Regions from separate parts of the Homo sapiens genome. Here region 2 is linked to region 1. The links are chromatin loops, found by intact Hi-C in ENCODE. Cell type or tissue: dorsolateral prefrontal cortex. All regions are shown on one strand.

Evidence for each region. Peaks named below come from ENCODE experiments on the same cell type or tissue, not always from the same donor. Only the 100,000 strongest peaks of a DNase experiment are listed, where the experiment ranks them.
Region 2: a loop joins it to region 1, with 6 times the contacts of the local background. A loop is called at or near these places in 40 of 110 quality-filtered maps.

Annotation. Positions count from the first base shown.
Region 1 is chr10:110,542,747-110,550,746 of GRCh38, forward strand. It overlaps the pseudogene RPL7P35. Among named protein-coding and RNA genes, the nearest start is that of SMC3, 21 kb to the right of the region's middle. In dorsolateral prefrontal cortex, CTCF peaks have their summits at 4,620 (motif pointing left) and 4,819; a DNase peak (open chromatin) is centred at 3,423; H3K27ac peaks cover 1,917 bases.
Region 2 is chr10:110,132,951-110,140,950 of GRCh38, forward strand. ADD3 (adducin 3) reads left to right here. Exons shown (of 15, transcript NM_016824.5): 15 at 376-2,615. The coding sequence ends at 668. It also overlaps the pseudogene SNRPGP12. Among named protein-coding and RNA genes, the nearest start is that of MXI1, 71 kb to the right of the region's middle. In dorsolateral prefrontal cortex, CTCF peaks have their summits at 4,302 (motif pointing right), 4,509, 5,448 (motif pointing right) and 5,651; no DNase peak of the experiment used is centred here; H3K27ac peaks cover 4,109 bases.

The DNA.
Region 1 (8,000 bases):
CACATGTACATATACATGTATACATACATAATAAATACAAGAATATATATTTTATATAAATACACATGTATTATGTATGTGTATATAATACATTGTTTATACATGCACACACAACACACACATATATTTTCTGCCAAATTTGCACGAGGAAACAAAGGGTACCTGTGGGCTCAACAGAAGCAATTTCTTCTAGGTTTCCCCACAGGCAGGGGCAGGGAGAGTTACCTGGCTGATTTCCTATGACCACAGATTAATTCAGCCCACATTGACGGAATATCTTCTCCATGCCAAGCACCGTGCTAAGTGGTGTGGGTACCGAGTCCCGTCAGACACGTACCTTTCCTTGGTCAACTTGAGCATTGGAAACTGAACATTCCTCCCAATGCCCTGGGTTAACATATGCTGGGGCATCATCCAGCTGCTGGTATGTACCAAAGATAGAGCTTCTTTCAAATGACCCACTCCCTTCACTGGAGGCCAGAGTGAAGGAGGCTGAGCAAGAAACCAGCCAGGCTAGCCGGAGCCCACAAGCATGGCCTCGGGTCTGGCTCTATGTTAATCCACCAGTTCCTACAGCCCTAATCAGATCCTGAGAGACCAATTTATTCTAAGTAATCAACAAGAATGGGAATAATGAAACAGGAAATGAATGTGTTAGTTTATAAGCCAATTCCTTGAGTCCAGCAGCAACAAGATTACTGCTGCTGCACTACTGTTCTCTCCTGATGGATGAGGCAAGTTGAGACCACTGCATAAGCAAAAGGTTGCTCAGAACGTAGAAAGACCACAAAGGGACGTGGGAATTATTTAGAGGGAGGCTAGTGGTATAGTAAAAAGAGGGTGGTCAGATGACATTGGTTGGAAATCATGGCTCCAGTACTTACTATGTGACTTTGGGCAAGTTACCTAAAAGTCTGTGTCAGTTTCTCCACAAATAAAATGGGCACCATAACACCTAACTCACACAGCTGTTTTAAAGAGTAAATGAGATAACGTATGGAAAAGTCCAGGCACAAACTAGATATCACCAAATGCTCACTTCCTTTTAATTATTTTTATAGATAATTTTCAACTGCAAGGTGATACATCACGTTAATTACTGAATATGGAAAATGTTTGATAAGCCAAAAGGAAAAAACTGAAATCTCCCACAATTCCATCAGCCAGAGATAACTGTTAGTAGCATTGGTGGACTGGGGAGAAGAGCATTTTATCAAGGCTCAAAGTAGGAAATTTGGTCCTTGGGACAAATAGCAGGAAATGAGAGCTCAGATCAAAGGAAGGGCACCCCGGAGGAAGGAGATGTGGTACAAGCAAAGGCATTGGTCACTCATGTGCCTTGGCTCACTGGCCTGTGTCACTCCAACCTCTGCTTCTGTCGTCACCTCTATTTTCCCAACTCCCCTGTCTTCTTCTTTCCCTTATCAGGACTCTTGTGATTACGCTGGGCCACTCCAGATGATCCAGGATAATCTCCCCATCTCAAAATCCTGAACTGAATCAGTTTTGTCATGTAAGGTTTCATATTCATAGGTTCTAGGAATTAGGGTGTGGACATTTGGGGGATTATTATTCTGCCCACCTCACCTGGGCAAGCCACTTTCTCTGGCCTGAGTTTCCTTATCTGCAGACCATGAGTCTCTGACACAAAACTCTTCACGATCCCTTCCAGGTTTTGCTGGTGGAAATATTTTGAGTGAAATCCAGGGGGACTGAGGTATAGAAACTGTACTCAATTTCTTATGGGTTTCCTTACTTCCTCCTCTAGAACTATACTCTCTCCTCTGAATGCTACCAATGTCATTTGTATGTAAGCTTTTATTTTATTTATTTATTTATTTATTTATTTATTTATTTATTTATTGAGATGGAGTCTCGCTCTGTCGCCCAGGCTGGAGTGCAGTGGTGTGATCTTGGCTCACTGCAAGCTCTGCCTGCCAGGTTCACGCCATTCTTCTGCCTCAGCCTCCAGAGTAACTGGGACTACAGGTGCCCGTCACCACGCCTGGCTAATTTTTCTGTATTTTTAGTAGAGATGGGGTTTCACCGTGTTAGCCAGGGTGGTCTCGATCTCCTGACCTAGTGATCCGCCCGCCTCGGCCTCCCAAAGTGCTGGGATTACAGGCATGAGCCACCGAATCCGGCCTGTATGTAAGCTTTTATTCATTGAAGGAGCCTGCATAGAGTGCTTACTATGTGCCAGGCCCTGTTCTAAGCAGATATGAAACCACTGAACTTTCCCTAATAGCCCTATGAACCAAGTGCTATTGCTATCCTTATTTTATAGAGGCACAGAGAGGTTAAGTATATCTTGCACAAGATCACAGAGTGGCAGGACTGAGGTCAAACTTCAGCTGTCTGGCTCCAGAATCTGTATTCTTAACCACTGGCCACCCAGCATCTCATCAAAGCCCTTGACCACAGTCATGAGGCTATTGCTTAAGTCTCTTCTCCTAGACTGTGGGCAGCTCAAGAGCAGGAGTCTTGTCTAACTCTGTGAATCCCAGCTCTGATAACAGCCTAGTACACAAATAAACCAAAATATAAGCATACTACTTATCTACTTGAGAGCCTCTTGATTAGGGCCATGATTGCAGGACATAATAATAAACATTTATGGGACACTTCAAAAGAAAACATAATCCTCATGCCAGCACTGGGAAGGAGGTACTATTATGATCTTCATTTTACAGACTAGGAAACTGCAGCAGAAAGAAAAAAGCTAAGTAATGTGCCCAAGGTCAGGAACTGGATTTGAGTTGAGAGCTGCTTGACTTCCAAGCTTGCATTGTGAAGGTGAGCATGAACTCCTTGAGGGCTGCAATTTTAAAGTTAGAACCAAGTTTGACTCTGGACAACCACAGAGAGGAACAAAAAAATGAACATTTTACTGGACAATGCAATATGCCAGGTTCTGGTGCCAGGTGCTTAACATAACTCAGGTAGTCCTCAGAACAACCTGGTTGTTCCGTTTCACAGATGAGAAAACGGAGGTTTAGAGAGACTAAGTGAGTTTCCCAAAGTCTACTGGGAGAGCCAAAACTGGGTATAATTCCACAATTCATCAACTTTCCACTATTACTAAGCTGCTGGGCCTCAGTTCTCTCATTTGAAAAGATGGAGTCCAGCTCAGCTTTTTTTTTTTTTAAACAACATTAAGTGTGTGCTTATTGTGTGCCAGGCACTGTGCTAAGAACTTCACATTTATTATGTAATTTCATCCTCATAACATTCCCTGAGGTGCTATATACTATTAGTATTATTTCTACTTTACAAATAGAGAAACTGAGGCTCAGACAGACATATGTTGTTACACAGCGACTCTGAGGCCCAGCCCGAGTTTAACTGAAGCTTGTTAGAATCATAAGCCAGACTCTTGCCTATTTTCCTGTGCGGCCTCCAGCAGTCTCTGGCAGCCTTTGGAGTGAGGACATCCTGTGTTCCTCCAGAATCAGAACAAGGCTGGGATGGACGTGGGATGAGTTCCTCAGTGCGTGGGCCTCTCTTCCTTTGGATTTCAAAGACTCACTTCAGTGAAGTCCTGTCAAAGTCAAAAGGTGACATTGAATGGACAGTCGGCCCAGGCTCAGAGTCCAGTCCTGGCACCTCAAGGGCTTGGCTATTTCCTCTGATCCTGTTGTCAAGGCAACCTTGGATCCCTTTGTGGTTCTGTGGTTATTCTCCCTCTTGTGTCCTTGTCTTCCTACGGTTTCAAGAGAATACTTTAGAGACAGCGGCTCCAAATGGCCTACTTGTCACTGATTGAAGGAGATGCTGACTTGAGATAAAAACAGTTCCTAGGACCCTTCAAGGCCTCAACTAGAAAAGGCAATTCTCTGTAAACACGTTGAGGGCAGAGGTTGTCTGTCTTATCATAGCTGTACCCCAGCACCTCACAGGATGCCTGGAACAGAGTAGGTGCTCAGTTAACATTAAGCAAATACATGAATGAATGAATGAATGAACTGATTATGCAAACGAGCTCCCTAAGCTTTTCAGGGGTTGAAAAACTGGGGCAGAGTGATGGGCTAAGATATGTGGCAGAACTAAGAATAAAAGTGCATGTGTGTGTGTGAGTGTGGGTCCCACGGCAAAGGCTCCACAACCCCTGTGATGCATTGGCCTGTGTACCTCCACCTCTCCTCTCCACGTCTTGTGAGCTAGAGCTGTTGGTTGGGTATAGACAGTTCCTGCCCACGCCAGGCTAAAGAAGCAATCTCTCTCTCTTTCTCTTCCTCCCACCCCCGTAAATTGTGGCAAAATACACATAACACAAAATTTACCATCTTAAGCATTTTTAAACGTATGTTGATGTTATTATGCAACTAATCTCCAGGACTCTTCATCATGCAAAGCTATCTCTTTAATCTTGTGTCCATCCCAATTTTACCTACTATTTTGAATTTTAGCTACAAATAGACCCTGGGTTTTGACCTCTGTATTGAGTCTTAGTGTGTTACAGGACAGTATTGGCGACCAACAAATGTTCACTGGGTAATTGATCTTACTCTGTGTTTTATTTTTTTCCTGCGTGCTTCAATTTCTCGGTTTACAAGCAATTTTGGCTTTGTGATGCATCCCACAATTACAAGAACTTCTTCACCGCCCTCTAGTGGTAAAGATGAAGATGTGACACTCAGAATAACCATTCGCCTTTCCTGCTGATGTTGAACATGGCCCCTTTTTTTCTGATAACTCGCTGGACTTTATATAATCCAAAATTGTGATTGCTCCAAAGTTGGCAGTTCATCCTCACTTTACAGATAAAGTTGACCTGTAGAACAGTGCTTCTCAAATTGGCTGGCGAAGAACCAGTTTTTAAAAGAATTTTAATCTGCAAACCAATCCATTGTACAATAAAAATGAATTATTAATACTGGACACATTACATTAAAAAACAAAGATATACAAAATTGAACCAAATTTTATTATCATATTCAACAGACAAAATTGCATTTCAATAAATATAATCAGAATAAACATAACGGGAAAAATAATTGCAAAATCTGTACATGTTTATTGAATGTGTGTATTATATGATTAATATATAAATTGCTATTGCATTTATAATTTTTGTTGTTCTGCAATTATAACTAAATGAAAAATTTTGAGTAAAATAGTGTTTCTCTACTTTGAATGAACACCATGCATATAAATATTGAGCATTCTTAATGGACAAATACACAAGTTATGGCTTGCCAACCTATCTAACCCAGCCAGAATGGACTATAATGCTACTTGCAAAGTAGAATGTGTGATGAGATTGCTTCTATTTTTGTTGTTGTTGTTGTTGTAATTTAATAAAGAATAATTATTTTATTTATTTGTTTACTTATTTATTTATTTTAGAAATGGGATCTCACTGTGTCACTGAGGCTGGAGTGCAGTGGCAAGATCATAGCTCACTGAAGCCTCCTGGGCTCAAGCGATCCTCCCGCCTCAGGACTGCCCCCCTCCGCCACCCCCATCCCCTGCCTGTAGCTAGGAAGGACTGCAGGCACGTACCACAGCACCTGGCTTCTATATTTTGTTTTAATAAGAGGTTAGTGGAGAACCAGTCTCACAGAGCTTTGTTAACGGGAAAGGAAAAAGAGATTTTAAGACAATTTTAGGAAGCTCAGGATTTCCATCTTTCACTTTTATTCAAAATGAAGCAAATGATTCTGTATTTTCAAAATTCGTCAATTATTCAATTGCCAGTTCCAACAGTTTATCCTGTAGAGTTAAATTGTCTTTCAATGAAAGCAACAGATTATGGATCTATGAATTTCCCATGCACGAATCTTCTTTTGATGGAAATAAAATGTAAATGTCCCATAACTTGTTTGACCATAACATTTTACAGATATGCAATATCAAGATTATCACTAACATCACTGATAATTGTTGCTAAACTATGGGGCATGTTGTAACAGTCTCTGGATATTCTGTTCTTCCAAGCTTCTGTCATTTTTGCCCTTCAATCTTCTTTGCCATTGAAAATCATGCTGCATTTTTTCTCCCTGCTTAGAAGTAGTAAAAGCATTTAAAATGCCAAAAATATCACACAAAGAAGCATGCCTATTGTCCCAAACCACATTGGGACCTTATAAAGATGTTTGTTTTACTTTCTAGGAACACTAAGAGTTTGTTTCACAGTCAAACATTCCTAATAGTACTTTTCTCTTCAGTAAGCATCGTATCTCACCTACAACAGTTGTTTATGATCAGCTTCCATATGAACACATATTATAATAAAGAGAATAATCTCGAATTTCATGCATTATCCTTTGCATAACTATTTTTTTGCTATGTAACTACACAACTAGACACTGTTTAATTCAGCTAACATTTTTTCATTGTAAAACTTTCCTGATTAAAAAAAGCAGTGCATTGATTTACATTCTTCAAACTTAGTATGCTTTTCTGTCAATGAAGCTGCACATTAAAGCATCTTCCTACAGCAGTCTTAAACCACATTCCTTGACAGTGTAATCCTTTATAGTTTTATACATTTAGGACTAGTTGTGCTTGTCATCAATGAAACTGAAAAAAATTCTTCCACTATGTTTGAATTGCATATATACTACATTAATTGTCATTTTAGCAGTATGTGGGCATTCAATAACTTGCAATGAAAACGACTTTGCTAGCCGTGTATCTGTGAGTTAATCTGCCATGTCATTAGCTAGTTACTGAATTCGTCTAGTTATGAAAAACGACATTTGAGTTACTTTATTTGCCACAGTCACCCATAATTTCAAAGATCTTTGATACAGTCTTGTGCTAAAGTCTTCTTTTTTAAATTTTCGCATCCCCAAATGCTGCTTTATAAGATGCTCATACATTACTAATGTTTATATGTGAAATATTGAACATCTGTTCTTATGAGTTTTTTAAATTCAACATTCTTTCAAGGTATTCTTTAGGTTTTGAATTTACTTCTTTTGTTTTCTATGTAAATGCTACATAAGGTTGATGGTCTTATGAGCTTTATTAGCTAGCATATCTCTACAAATAACATACTATAGTTTTAGAATATTAGTGTCAATTATGGCTACAAAACTGAACTCAATATGTGAGGAATTATACTTCTGAGTAAAACTAGTACAAACTCTTTTCGTAGTAGTTTAATTTCCTTGGAATCACTTCCATAGACATCATCTGTTTTACTATTGGTGCTGCTGTGCATTAGCAAAGGTGTGTCTTTTCTTGATGAAAACAAGTCTAGTGAAGTTTGCTTTGTCACCTCTAAATTACAGTTAAAAATTATTATGAAAGTCTGCTTCCTAATTTAGCTAATATTTTTGTTATTTATTTTTTCAATTTGAAAGCAATCACTGTTTATTAACTGATCAGATTACAGAAATAATTGTGGCACACACCATAGTTCATCCTTCTAAGGAGCTTTTTGATCTGGTTGTCCCTGTTGCCAGCATCTCCACCTTCTACAAAATAGGTGGTCTTTTCCTTCATTCCTCCTCATGGAGAAGATAATTTGAAAGGCCTGAGGAAGTTATTTGCTTCTTTGAAGCATTTTCCAACAGCACAGACCTCATGAATCAGATCCTCTGCACAGATGATTCCATATTTACCAAGAGATCAAGCCATCAAAGTGTTATCTGTCAAGACAATTTGCTTCATATTGATTTTGCTGTAACCACACTTGGAGACTAGTTCATTTACTGAATTCAGGTTCGGAGACTCTCATGCAATATATGGTTCTACAATCCTCAGCATGTAAATTGAAGCACTGTTGAACTTAACAAAGTTTCTGATGAAGATCTGACAAGGCAAAGAAGCTGCCACACCTTTCGGACCCTTGGGCTGCCACCACTGAGACCTCTGATCCTAATGATCAATGCCAATTTGGGTTCTGCAGGTACACAGAAGTTGCCAGCTTTTCTTGCCATTCTAGCCATTCATATCTCAGTTCTATACATCTGTCTATATTCCTAGTGATAGTGTTTAGCTTCTTCATAGATAAGCTTCCTTCCTTCCTTTCGAAGCATCCTTTGGGC
Region 2 (8,000 bases), 410 kb before region 1:
TTGTGGAATTAAACATCTCCCAATCAGCAGCATGAAATCTTTTTCAGTATTGATTGCCAAATGATCCCAAAACTAGAGAAAAATATGTTGTCTTCCTCATTTATACTTAATTGATTTACAATGAAACTGTTATTTCATCAAACTGGGATTATCTAGCTTTTGCTCTTTGGTTTAACAACTTTGTTCCTTTCCCCTTTATATCATTAAAGAAAATTAGCTTCTTGCTAATAGATCACAGTTTATTAAAATAATGATCTGTCTTCATTGGAATCAAAGTAATGCCTTATTACATTGCTAAAACATTTCAGTTTTGTAAAGTAGAGCAAAAATGTTAAGTATGTAAAATAACCCCCAAAAAACCCTCCCCTTTCGTAGAAAACCATGAGCTGTTTTCCAAGAGCTTCATCTCCATGGAAGTGCCTGTCATGGTAGTAAATGGCAAGGATGATATGCATGATGTTGAAGATGAGCTTGCTAAGCGAGTGAGTAGGTTAAGCACAAGTACAACCATAGAAAACATCGAGATTACTATTAAGTCTCCAGAGAAAATCGAAGAAGTCCTGTCACCTGAAGGCTCCCCTTCAAAATCGCCATCCAAGAAAAAGAAGAAATTCCGCACTCCTTCTTTTCTGAAAAAGAACAAAAAAAAGGAGAAAGTTGAGGCCTAAATAAAGTCTTTTTATAATTATTATTATAACAATGTGACATTGCACATCTAAATACCACATTTAAGTTGATCATTAATATGCAATGGTAGATCAGATTGGGGGATGTAGCAAACTGGACTTTAAGAACTGGAAAGAGGTTTTACAAAAGAAAAACTTTCAGATTCATCTCTCATTTTATATGTCCAGAAATGGCTTTGAATTTTAAGCAATTACTAGTTTTAATTAGCTCTGCCCTCATGAAGTATTATTATAATTCACCATAAACAGCTATCTGTCTGAATTACTTCAGGCCTTCTCCATAATATCTGTTAGAAAGAAATTGCCAGTGAGCAAGTGAGAATTTTTATTTCTCAATACCTGCTTCACTTGATAATCATATTATAATTTTTTATCATGATTATTGACTATATTTTTGGAGTCCCATTGTTTCAGTGGGCATTAACAGAATGCTTTAAAAACTTCTAAGACAAGAATCTATAGCATTAGTATACACTGGCACATAATTTTTTAAAAAGTTTTAAGAAAAGATTCATTTGGAATTTTATTCACAGTATAAAATTTCCTCACCTGAAGTAACTTTGTTTGCCAAAAAAGTTGTTTTAATAAACTATAATTTTTGAAAACTTCCTTTTTTATTAGTTTAGAAAGCCCCTTATTTTTCAACAAAGGGGATTTTGTACACATAACATGGGTTATTTAGTTTAACTCTGGCAAAAAAAAAAAAAAAAATTTTGTATGTTGATGTTTGTATACCGTTCAGTATAAAAGTGTCCTAAGCATATTAGCCAATCTTTTCACAGTAGAGCATACTTAAGGCTGCTTGGTACTGAGTATACTTAAATATAACTCCAGAATCCAGGGACTTGGTGTTAAAACAGGATTAGAGCATGTAAAGGTACATCTAGATTCATATTTGAATCTTAAACTGTATTTTTCTCTTAGTATTGCTAATGAGTAAAGAAAAGTCTCATAAGGTAGCCAAATGAAAAAGAATGAAAGGGAAAGTGAAAAATTAAGGGGACAAAAGATGGGATGTGAAAAGAAGAATTCTAGTTTGATGGTGACTCATATTCACGATAGGATACAAAGTGTGATTTGTTGGAAACATGTCCCAAATTTCTAAAATTCTGCTTCTCTGCCAAAAGCAATGTCTTTCTTGGTTGATATTTGAGTTTTAAAAGGGTCAAATCTTTCTAATTTTTTGTATCTTTAGAGGGCAGCACTAGAAGAAATCAGCAGGTCTAATCCCACCAGTAAGAAAACTACCACTTCTTGATTTTTACAGATTTAAAAAAATCTTTTCAGTGACCTTTCTTTTTAATGTAAATACAAATTTAAACCTAGGCTTAATATAGGCGTTTCCCCTTTCACCCAAGTGATGTCACAGTTCGATGCAAAATCAATGATCCAGAATGATCGTGGGTAAAAATAACTCAAAGTGTTTCTTAAGGGTGAGTTGGCATGCAAAAAATTACATTGATTACAGTGTGTTTTGGAGCTGGCTCTGTTTGTGTGCATATGATAATGCAGAGTTGAGCCAGAGCCTGGAAATGTCATTCTAGATCTCACTAACTACTGGAATCAGTGTTTTAATCTCTTGGTGGAAACTTTCAGTTGCTTAACTCTCTATTGGAAGATTTTTTTAATGTTCTACATCATTTATGTTGTATTACAATGTATGTAGAAATAGTAACCTGTGAACTATGCTTTTCCATAACTTTTTAAAAATATATATATCTAAATGAATGCAATGTGCATAAATATTTTTTAAACATAACAGTGAACTATTGCACCTTTTGCTAATGCCTCTATTTACTTGCTTTGGCATAAAGAATGAGCCAATGAACCTCTGTGTCCTGTGGAAAAATGTATAAATGTTATCTGATATTGCTCTTAGATGTAATGCTAATTAATGTTAAATCACAAATAAACAGTATTTTAAATATACGGACTTGTATCATGAGGTTTCCATTCACAGGTGGTTACTTAGCCTATTCATGGTCTGTTGAGTTTTATACTTCAGTGAAACTTGGTAAGTTATTGATGCTTCTGAATAAAGAATGTCCTGATAAATATATTTTCAAATTAGTTGAAAATTATATATATATACAAAACCTGTCTTTTTTCAGCTTATGTTAGAGGAGATATTCCCTGAGAGACCTGTTTTGTCTCTTGATAATGGGTATGGCAGCCTCTATCAATGTAGAATAGATGTTGCAGGATATGTACCTCTCTGATTTTTAATGTATTTGTTGTACAAATAACAATGTAATAGAAAAACAGCAGAAAGAGTAGAAAGTAGTTCACAATTTTATCACATTCACTTTTTTTTTTTTTTTTTTGAAACGGAGTCTCACTCTTGCCCAGTCTGGAGTGCAGTGGCACAAACTTGGTTCACTGCAACCTCCGCCTCCCACGTTCAAGTGATTCTCATGCGTCAGCCTGTTGAGTAACTGGGATTACAGGCATGCGGCACCATGCCCAACTAATTTTTGTATTTTTAGTAGAGACAGAGTTTTGCCATGTTGGTCAGGCTGGTCCTGAACTCCTGACTTCAAACAGTCCACCCACCTCGGCCTCCCAAAGTGCTGGGATTACAGGTGTAAGCCACTGTGCCCAGCCTTTTTTCCTTTTTGACATGGTCGCCCAGGCTGGAGTGCAGTGGTGTGATCATAGCTCAATGCAGCCTCAAACTCCTGGGCTCAAGTGATCTTCCTTCCTTAGCCTCCCAAGTAGCTTGGACTACAGGCATGCACCACCACACCCAGCTATTTTGTTTCTTTGTTTTTTGTTGAGACAGGATCTCACCGTGTTATCCTGGATTCAAGTGATGCTCTTGCCTCAGCCTTTCAAATCATAAGGATTATAGACGTGAGCCACCATGTCTGGTCCATATTCACATTTAAAAAAATTATATTCCCTTCCAGCTATTATCTAGTTATATATATTTATATATATATCATTTATATGTAGGTGTTTTTTATATATTATGGTGTGAATGTAATTTTTCAGGGTTTTTTTTCCTACTTAGATAACACATCTAGATTTTCAAACTAAATCTGTCATATGAATAACTTCTTGTGATTATTTTTCTACTTTGCCCTAAAAATACAGTACAAGAGGAGGATAACATGTTAATTGAGGGCTCTGGTTAATTGAAGTTTTTACTATAATTACCCATTATAAAAATGAAGGGTTTGGTCAGAGAAAAATAGTCATAGTCTTGGGCATATTTAATTATTACCTTGGCTTGTAAATCACCCTGTGGTAAAAAATTGCTATTTTAGAAAGATGCTCATTTCAAAATTCCCTTTCATAAAGCAACAAAGGCGATTATCTTCAGTTCTCACTTGAGAGTCAATATAGTAGAAAAGTTCGCATGTGCCTTTTCTTCATTGATTAGTATTTTCATTCAGGGAATAAAAACCAAACTGATAAAATTTGTGACAGCACTGGCTTCTCTTAACATCAGGCCCCTTTTTCCCCCCCACATAGGCAGAAAATACAGACTGGTTATTTCTTTTCAAACTCAAGGTTGATACATACACATATCCAAGTTGCAATCTTGGCCAAACTGGGATTTTGATAAAAACAGTCTTGTTTGTGGCCACTAGAGGGAGTAATAGATCTAACAATCCAATGTTTCCATTCCTTGCACTGAACTTCCCTATTTAGTCTGTAGGCACCATGTTTGTTGTGAAATACCCAGAACTTGAAAGAGAAGGCATTTCCTTTGTTGTTTATTCTCCTCAGTAGATCGTTCTCGACTTTGTTTCCTTAGCAGGTCTCATTACAGATATCACCCACAGTGGAGAACACATAGAAAGTTGTGGTGTGCTCTCAGAGGCTGTGATAGGATATGACACCTCAGAGTTTTCATACCTGTGAGTGACAAGACAATGCCTTCTTCAATAATTGACTTTTTTTTTTCTTTTTTACTAAGGAGCTAACCGATAATATTTTTTGTTGATGCCTTCTGTGTACCAAACGTTAGGCTAAATGCTTTTCATATATGACTTCATTTGGCCTTCCCAGTATCCCAACAAAGTAGATGATATTATTCCCATTTTGTAGATAATGAAACTAAGGCTTGTAGAAGATGAAAAGTAGGTGGTAGGATTCCACCCATAGAGATTCAGACTTCTATAATTACTCATGCCATCTGTGTGCCAGACCCTGTGTGGCTGCAGTACATTTCCATGGTTTTTAGGAAGAGGCAGTTATCTTAGTTTGGACTGTAAGTCAAGCCACGGTGAACTTGTATTTTGATATAAGTAGATTTGGGATCAAACATTGACTTTTGATTTGGAAGACTTTTTTCCCTAACAAATCACCTCAAGAATGAAGAAATTGGTGGATACCTGAGAAGCAGGAATGACCTGTGGTGATAGCAACCTTTAGGATAAAGAACCAGCTCCTAAATCTTACACCATGACACCTGGAAGACAAGTTATCATACTTTTGCTTAAGATGCAGCAGAGACTTGAGAAGAAGCCCTTTTTCTTTTTCTTTTCTTCTTGATTTCCATTATTGGAAACAGAAGAAACATTCTAAGGAAAATGTTTTTAAAACCAGAAAAGGTAGCTTAATCTAGTTACAGAAGTCATTTTAAAGATCAGAAATACACTGTATCTACAATTTTATTTAAATGAGTGTAATTGAAGATGGTCTGTCTTGGAGAAAAACAATGTAGAAGCCTTTTGGGGAAACTTGATAGAAAAAAACCCTGAATTTGCATACTCTTACTTTCAAAGGGGTTTCATTTCTAAGAGCTGACCATTAGGGGGCAATAGTGGATCTAAATTTAGTTTTAGTTCATTGAGGGAACTCCTTCGAAGTATTTTTGGGCTTGATTTAGAACTCTATTTTGATTATGCATTGCTAGGTGCAGTCTAAGGTTGAGGAAAGTTTATAGATACCAGATTATTTTATTTGTTCCTTATAGCCTGGTTATCTTGTTCTGACTTTGTAAGAATTATCCTTCTGAGAGCTGGTGCTTACCTAATGTCATACACTTCATGGGGGCGCTAAGCCCGGATTCAAGAAAAGGTCTTCAAGTCTTCATTTCATGCTTGTCATACCACAGTTTTCCTTGGAAACCCATCAGGGCATAACCTACGAATGGATAAAATAGATAATAGATACATTTTCTAAAGTTTACTGCAAATTGTGATGTTTAGAACTTTATTACGGGAACAGTTTAGAGAAACACATTGCAAGACCAAGCCTAATTATTATTTATCCATAGTTGTTTCCTAAAGTTTCAAGTTTTTAGATGCTCCATGAGTCTTTACAGTATTGTCTCAAGTTGCTGATTTCTTTACTGTTGGAACCTCTAATATTTTAAATGCCATTTACACTTCAAGTGACAAACGGGCACATTTTGATATTCTGTACCAAAAAAAAAAAAAAAAAAAGCTTTTTTTATCTAGCAGAAAAATAGATGGATATATATCCAGTCCACAATTCCTTTTTATTTAACAAAAAGTTTAGTATGAAAATATACATGATCCAATTTTTACGTCATAGTAAAATAGGCCCTTCGGGGAGAGGTCATGGATTTCTCTGCAAAACAGCCTTGATTTATACTCATCCCAAGGCTTCTAACATGATACAATTTCCTCATATCACCATGAGGAATATCATTCTGTTACCCACTAGTTGCAATCTCCACACATCCATCAATCAAAAGATTCATAAAGGGATCAAATCCCTGCAATATTCCTTAGACATGTCTGTCACCAGTTAAATCCAGCAATAATTCTTGTCTATTCATTTTTCCAACTCAGGAAAGAGATCCTTGCTCATGGTGTTGACTCCATGGACTCAGAGCTGCCATGACACAATTTTCACCCTCCTTCACGCTCCCGAAGTAGGCCTGGCCCACAATTATTTTTAAGGCCTATATAATTTCTGGTTGGGTAAGTCTTTATACTGAAGCTGTGGTGAAGGGGGTTTTTGTTGTTCTTGTTGTTTTGAGATGGAGTCTCACTCTGTGCCCAAGCTGGAATGCAGTGGTGCGATCTTGGCTCACTACAACCTCCGCCTCCTGGGTTCAAGCGATTCTCCTGCCTCAGCCTCCCAAGTAGCTGGGATTACAGGTGCCCACCACCACACCTGGCTAATTTTTGTATTTTTAGTAGAAATAGAGTTTCACCATGTTGTCCAGGCTGGTCTTGAACTCCTGACCTCAGGTGATCCACCCGCTTCAGTCTCCCAAAGTGCTGGGATTACAGGCGTGAGCCACCATGCCCGTCCCGTGAAAGTTACTAAGTTGCCTTTTTGTTTCTAGATTTTATTTTTACACAAACGGTTTTGTCATTCTCCAGAGTCGGTCCTGACCTTGCTTCTGATGGTAAGAAAACCTCTCCAGTGCTATATGACTGCTGTCACGAGGCAAAATACTCGTTCCTTGCTGAACAACATGCTTTAATAGCATTGGTTTTATTCATCTAATTTGAACGTGTATTGAAGAATATTAGATTTCTAAGAAACTCTAGGATTTTTTAAAAAGTGTTTATGAAATGGCAGAATCAATATGTAGTACAAACTTGCAGCACCAGATGAAAGGACTTATAGGCAAGATTTTCCTCATTGTCTATATTAGACTCGCACTCAAAAAGCTGGTAAATATGTCAGCCCTATAGAAAGACCATTGCAGAGTGTTAATTGGACTTCTTAGACCAAACAGTGTCCCTTCAGATTGATATTTAGACTTGAAATTTTTGAGAAAAACTTGGATTTCCCAAAGCAATATAACATATCCTAGCAGATAGGGATGGAAATTAGGAAGTAGTACAGTTATAAAATGCAGGCTTTATTATTATTTTTTTCTTTGAGACAGTCTCACTCTGTCGCGCCCAGGCTGGAGTGCAGTGGCATGATCTCGGCTCACTGCAACCTCCGCTTCCCAGGTTCAAGCAATTCTCCCGCCTGTCTCCCAAGTAGCTGGGATTACAGTTGCCCACCACCACGCCCAGTTAATTTTTTGTATTTTTAGTAGAGACAAGTTTTCACCGTATTGGCCAGGCTGGTCTGGAACTCCTGGCAGTTGATCCACCTGCTTTGGCCTCCCAAAGTGCTGGAATTACAGGCATGAGCCACTGCACCCAGCAAAATGCAGGCCTTAAGAGGCAGACTCAGCCGGGCCCAAGTAATCCCAGCACATTGGGAGGCCGAGGCGGGCGGATCACGAAGTCAGGGAATTGAGACCATCCTGGCCAGCATGGTGAAACCCCCTCTCTACTAAAGATACAAAAATTAGCTGGGCATGGTGGTGCACGCCTGTAGTCCCAGCTACTCGGGAGGCTGAGGCAGGAGAATCGCTTGAAC